Linked DNA regions of Mus musculus: region 1 is linked to region 2. A link is a loop called in an ENCODE intact Hi-C map of the cell type or tissue named here. Cell type or tissue: heart. All regions are shown on one strand. Links, peaks and the distances in the headings refer to the core of each region. The heading gives the core; the rest is flanking DNA.

Region 1 (2,906 bases), core at 271-2,770, 67 kb before region 2:
CAGGAACCATGTCATTTTGTCCCCACCAAGGCCATGCAGGACCTGGCAGATTCACAGCTCTTGTCTTCCAAAGGGGTTTCTGAGAAACCCAAGTAAACTCACAGGTGAATCCTGGATAGTTGACATGGAAAAAAAACTGGGGGAAAACAAAAAACAAAAAAATAAAAAACCCTGACTCCTGCCTGCCATTGTTACTCTAACATAAAAAACATATGTTTGGAAGAGGGGAACAGGGCTTTCTGCCAAGCCGAATGATCCTTGGAGGACACAGGGGAAAGGCAGAAAGTGTTCACAAGTTGTCATCTGATCACATGTGTATCATATCATGTACATATCACATCCTAAAGAAATAAATGTAAAAATACTAAAACTCTATGTAAGGAGTGAGCCAGCTGTATCGTCAGCGAGTGAGAGGCTTAGAACTCTGAGGTGTGTGGCTGAGATGAGAGGTTCTCTTTCCTTCCCATCCACAAGTGTCCCAGGTCTAGAAACCCTCCTGCACTTCTTTCCACAGTCTCCTTGCTAAAGACCAGGTTTCCAACCCATGAGCTCTGGGGACACACTTCTCAGTCTCTAAAACCAATGAGTTCTGAAGGGCCACAGTTTGGTCCAAACAGATTCAGGCTCATTCATGCATAGCCATTTGCCTCCATGATAGTTACAGTTGAGTCTATGGGACTGGGTCTCTCAGCACGGGGGTGGGGGTGGGGGTGGGGGATGGGGACCGGACACTAGCTTTGTAGTGTAGGCAGCCAACAAAGTGGTGTTGTGGCACCAGGCTTCCAGTTGCTCCAATATATTTATTTTGGAAACTCCAGTCCTAGAGGCAGCGTCTACTGCCTTTCTCGCGGCCTAAGTTCAGGATTTCATGAGTTAGACTGTGCACAAATGCTTGGTGGCACCTGCCTCTCACCCTAGTAGTCAAGGACCTAAGACAAAAAGAACATTAACTTGGACTACATAGTGGGAATCTAGTCTAGCTTGGACTACTTAGCAAGACCCTGACTCACCGCTTTGGGCACATAAGCCCAAATTACCCATGTTCACTGGTGCAATTGGACGTTCAATGAATGAATGAATGAATGAATGAATGGAGCTATGGTCTGACAGCTCCTCCGCACTTGGGTCTCTGGGTTTAAACCTTTCCTTTTGCGTTAACTTTTCATTCTGTTTGTGTCATCCCACCAAAATATAAGCTTTATGAAGAGTCCACATTGAGACCTGTATATATATATGAACCAGAGAGGACAGAGAAGCGAGATGGGGTGGGTGAGGAGTTGTCAGCTTAGCCAGGACTGGTGAACACACACCCATCATCCCAGCACTAGGAGATGGAGCCAGGAAAATCAGGTGTTGGAGGCCAGCTTAAGCGGTGTAGTGAGTGTATACAAGACACCGGCTCAAAAAAAAAAAAAAAAAAAAAAAAAAAAGGAGAAGCGCTGGAGAGGAGGCTTCTGCTCTTGCAGAGGACCCGGGATCGGTCCCTGCTCAATTAGGCGGCTCATAGCAGACGGTCACTCTGGTTCCAGGGCGATCCAACGCTCTCTTCGGGTCTTCATGCGCATTGCATGCACACGCATAGACAACAATCTTTAAAAAAAAAGTTTTCAGTTTGTGGACCATGAAAGAGCAGGCGCAAGGCCAGAGTCTGCTGCTCCCCTTAGACGGTGAGCGCCTCCGGTCTAGCGGAATCACCGTAACTCCGCAAAACACGCACTGCCACCAGTGGGCCCTCGCGCACCTCCTTAGAGCCAACCCTTCCCGGGAGCCGCGCGCCTCCCGCCAGGCCCCGCCCTCCTTCTCAGCGATTGGCTGGTATTCTACCCAAGGACCTGCCCCTTCACCTCTGACGGGCACTATGAAAGCCAATGGGGAGATCGCCCGCCCTCCCCGAGGCCGTTGGAGGCGGGCATGGGCGGGCCGTTGGAGGGGGCGGGGCGTGCAGCTTGGTAACCGTTGCCGGGCGCAACGCCCCGCCCCGTGAGGGCAGCGCGAGGCTGAGGCGGGCGGGCGCCTGCTGCGGGCGGGCGCTGCGGGCGGGCGGGAGGGCGGCGGGAGCCGGAGGAGGAGCGGCCGGCGCCGCCACCGCCGCCGCCATAGAGACTGTAGCCGTGGAGACTGTTACTTACCAACGCGGAGCGACACGCAGCGGCCGACGCCGCGGGAGCCGCTACCGGAACTCCCTGCCGAACTCCAGGTGAGCGGTGCGGGCCGGGGCAGGGGGCGGTGGCGGAGGGGGGGGGGACCCCGCTGGAGGGGGGTCGCGGGGGCGGGCGCGGCCGGACCCGGCGCCCCAACTTTGCAGACGCCAACCTCATCCAATCCTGATAGGCGCCTCTGATTTGGGGGAGCCCTGGGCTGGGTGGAACCCCTCTCACACTCTCAAAAGTTTGTAAAGTGAAGCGATCTCTTCTCGCCTTTGACGCACTAAATCTGACTTTGAGGAGCGGGGACTCCAGAAGACCCCTCCTTGTCTCTTACTCCACAACACCTGAAACTCGGAGGCGCCCTCAAACTAGTCAGTCCTCTCTTTGACTACTCCCAAAGCCTGAATTGGAGTTGCCCCAAACCCGCTCCTTGCTGTCATCCCCCTAAAACCTGAGTTGGGGGCTCCCACAGAGCCAGCCATTCTCGTCCAAGTCTGAAAACCCAGAGGCACCGTCTCCCTTTTATACTTATGAAATCGGGGTTCTGGCTTTTATCCATGTACTTAACTCCGAGGGTACTCTTCTGCTTGCCTCATAGTTCTGACCCTCGGGTTTCCTTCTTGACTTAGGATTTGGGGGCTCCGGCACCGTTTTCTTGTGCTTTGACCAAAATAGTCACTGCGTTTGTTCTGTTCTGGAAGGAACTCCTCCCTTCGCGTTTTCTTGCCCATCCCAAATACCCCCGGCGCCCCAAATCCT
Region 2 (2,906 bases), core at 308-2,807:
GGGGGCTAGAGAGATGGCTCAGAGGTTAAGAGCACTGACTGTTCTTCCAGAGGTCCTGAGTTCAATTCCCAGCAACCACATGGTGGCTCACAACCATCTGTAACGGGTGCGATGCTCTCTTCTGGTGTGTCTGAGGACAGCTACAGTGGACTCATATACATAAAATAAATAAATCTTTAAAAAAAAAAAAAGGGAGGCTGGTGAGATGGCTCAGTGGGTAAGAGCACCCGACTGCTCTTTCAAAGGTCAGGAGTTCAAATCCCAGCAACCACATGGTGGCTCACAACCATCTGTAACGAGATCTGACTCCCTCTTCTGGAGTGTCTGAGGACAGCTACAGTGTACTTACATATAATAAATAAATAAATAAATAAATAAATAAATAAATAAATAAATCTTTTTAAAAAAAAAAGGTAAATTGAAATAGCTGAGCACATCTTTAATCCCAGAACTTGGGAGTGCTCTCTGAGTTCAGGACCAGCCTAGTTTACAGAGTGAGTTCCAGGTCAGCCAGGGCTACACAGAGAAACCCTGTCTCAAAAAAACCAAAAATAAATAAATTCAAGTGTGATGTGTAGATAGGCTGAGGGTCAATGACTTTGAAGGCAGCACCAGGGGCCAAGGCAAGGCACTACTAGGTCGAGTCCCTGTAGGTCAAGGGTCATATATATTTGTCACAGCACAGCATCTTCAGACTTTAAGCCAAGCCTGTAGAGCCACCCCTCACCTGGAGGAAGGACGGGCAGAGCCTGTCCTTGTCGTAGTGTGCTGGCTTCACATGGGGCCGGCTTTTGTTTTGGCCACGGGCCCTCTTGGGCACCTGCCTTTCACGGGATTCAATTGCCACCTCTGTCTTCCCATTTTCCTGCCCATCTTCCAGGCGAATTCTTTTGGCCCCTGGCTCAGCTGGGTCTCCTGTGGGCACTTCCTGGCATGCACCCTCCTGCTTGTCTCCATCCAGATATTCGTGGAACCGTTCTTTGGTTGTGCGGTACCTGCCAGAGCGGGAGAGGCTCGATGTGCACAGGGAAAGGGGCTTGGGGGCTAATGCCAAGCTCACGTGCTCCTGCTTGCAGGAAGCTTTCCCTACTTAGAACCAGCCAGTTTTCACCCAGTGCCACGGGGACACCTGTTTTACACTTGAAGGAGCCATTTGTGTCTCTGCTCTGAGAACTGAATTGCCTTAAGGGTTGCGACACACAAATATCAATATCCTTGGTAGGCTACGAAGGAACTACAAACCCCAGCATGCTTGGCAGCGAGACTCAAGCTACCACCCTTCCCAGGTCTTTCGCTGCGAGCCATTTTTTTTTCCCTCGTGGAGACTACAAGCCCCACCATGCACCTCGGGCCCTGCTTCTGGTTCCCCAAAGCTGCCTATGTGCACAGCCGGCCTCATGGCTTGTGACAACCAACACATGTTACACTCGTGTGTCAGCAGAAGGTAGGTAAAGACTTTGGCGCCTCCGGGATGCCGCTCTCCAGGATGCCGCCACACCTCCCAGCATGCACCACTCGCACCCGCCACGGACGCCGGGAAGGCCACATCAGCTTCGCTGACGGGCGCCAGCGACTCACTGAGCTTTAATGGGCGCCACCCCCCGTTCGCACGCGCCAACCCCGGAGTCACCGCCACCACCGCTCTCCGCTGCCGTCTCCGCCATCGATGCCCCTCACACCAGCTCTGGAGTGTGGCAGGAAAGTCTTCCGGGTCGCTCGTGTCCTCTGGAGCCTACAGAAAGAAATGCGCACGCTCAGACTACAGCAATGCTGCTAAGGCGCGCGTGCGCACGACCGTGGGGGCGGGGGGGGGGGGGGCCAAGGCTGCGCAGGAAACGGAAGTGCTCAAGGGTCCCGGAGGGGTTCTTGTCGGTCATCCGTGGGTCACTCTTGATCCGTGGAAGTGAATCTGGGGGTGTGGGTGTGGGTGCAGCTCACACTCACCTACTCTGCTTCTGTCCCTTTTACAAACGAGTCTGTTATTTTATAATAAAAAACCGCAGCCCGAGCGGTGTTGCGCACGCCTTTAATCCCAGCACTGGGGAGATCGAGTCAGGTGAATCATGAGTTCGAGGCCAGCCTGGTCTATAGAGTGAGGTCCAGAACAGCCTGAGCTACTCAGAGAAACCGTGTCTCAGAAGACAAACAAAAAATACCAACAGCTTTGAAGGATCAAATGACTTCACGGGGACACGCTGTCCTTTGACAGTGCCCTTCGTGAGCCACTGTGGCCCATAAACGCGTGGCAATTTGAATTATTTTTATTGTACTGCCTTTTCTTTTCTTTTTTCTTTTTTTTTTTTTTTTTGAGACAGCGTCTCACTATGTAGCCCAGGCAAGCCTCAAACTCAGAAATCCTCCTGCCTCTGCCTCCCAAGTGCTGGGATTAAAGGTGTGTGCCAGCGTTACTTTGAAAGTGACATTTACTCATCTATTGTGTGTGTGTGGGTCTCCTGTGTGTCACCCTTATGTGGAGGTCATATGACAATGGGGGGCGGGGGTCCCTGCATCCCCATGTCGGTCCCGGGATTGAACTCAGCCCCTTGAGCCTGACATCAGGCACTTCTCCGATCCTGCAATTACTATTTTAATAAAAATGTGCTTAAACATGTAAGAACAGCACTTGGGTGGATCGGGAGGTAGTGTTTTGTTTTTGTTTTGGTTTTTTTTTTTTTGGGGGGGGGGGAGGGGGTCGAGACAGGGTTTCTCTGTATAGCCCTGGCAGTCCTGGTGTTTGAGGCCAGCCTGAGCTACATGTCTCAACCAAAGCCAAGTCAAACCAATCAGTATTTAAATTTATTTAATTCATGGAGATGGGGGTCTCACCCTGTAGCCCAGGCTGTCCCGCAACGCACGAACTAGACTCTGCTGGTTGTATAACATAAGGGGAAACAGGCCCAGAGAGG

Evidence for each region. Hi-C counts contacts between places; a loop is a spot of excess contacts. Peaks named below come from ENCODE experiments on the same cell type or tissue, not always from the same donor. Only the 100,000 strongest peaks of a DNase experiment are listed, where the experiment ranks them.
Region 1: a loop joins it to region 2, with 2.6 times the contacts of the local background. A loop is called at or near these places in 4 of 42 quality-filtered maps.

The regions. Positions count from the first base shown.
Region 1 is chr17:56,830,174-56,833,079 of GRCm38, reverse strand. It overlaps Rfx2 (regulatory factor X, 2 (influences HLA class II expression)), which reads left to right and starts at 2,072. Exons shown (of 17, transcript NM_009056.2): 1 at 2,072-2,197. In heart, for the core only: a CTCF peak has its summit at 1,707; a DNase peak (open chromatin) is centred at 1,849; H3K4me3 peaks cover 1,557 bases; H3K27ac peaks cover 1,294 bases; H3K27me3 peaks cover 829 bases.
Region 2 is chr17:56,763,614-56,766,519 of GRCm38, reverse strand. Dus3l (dihydrouridine synthase 3-like (S. cerevisiae)) reads right to left here and starts at 1,769. Exons shown (of 13, transcript NM_144858.2): 1 at 1,579-1,769; 2 at 728-995. The coding sequence starts at 1,664. In heart, for the core only: no CTCF peak of the experiment used is centred there; DNase peaks (open chromatin) are centred at 1,509, 1,589 and 2,579; H3K4me3 peaks cover 1,855 bases; H3K27ac peaks cover 1,917 bases.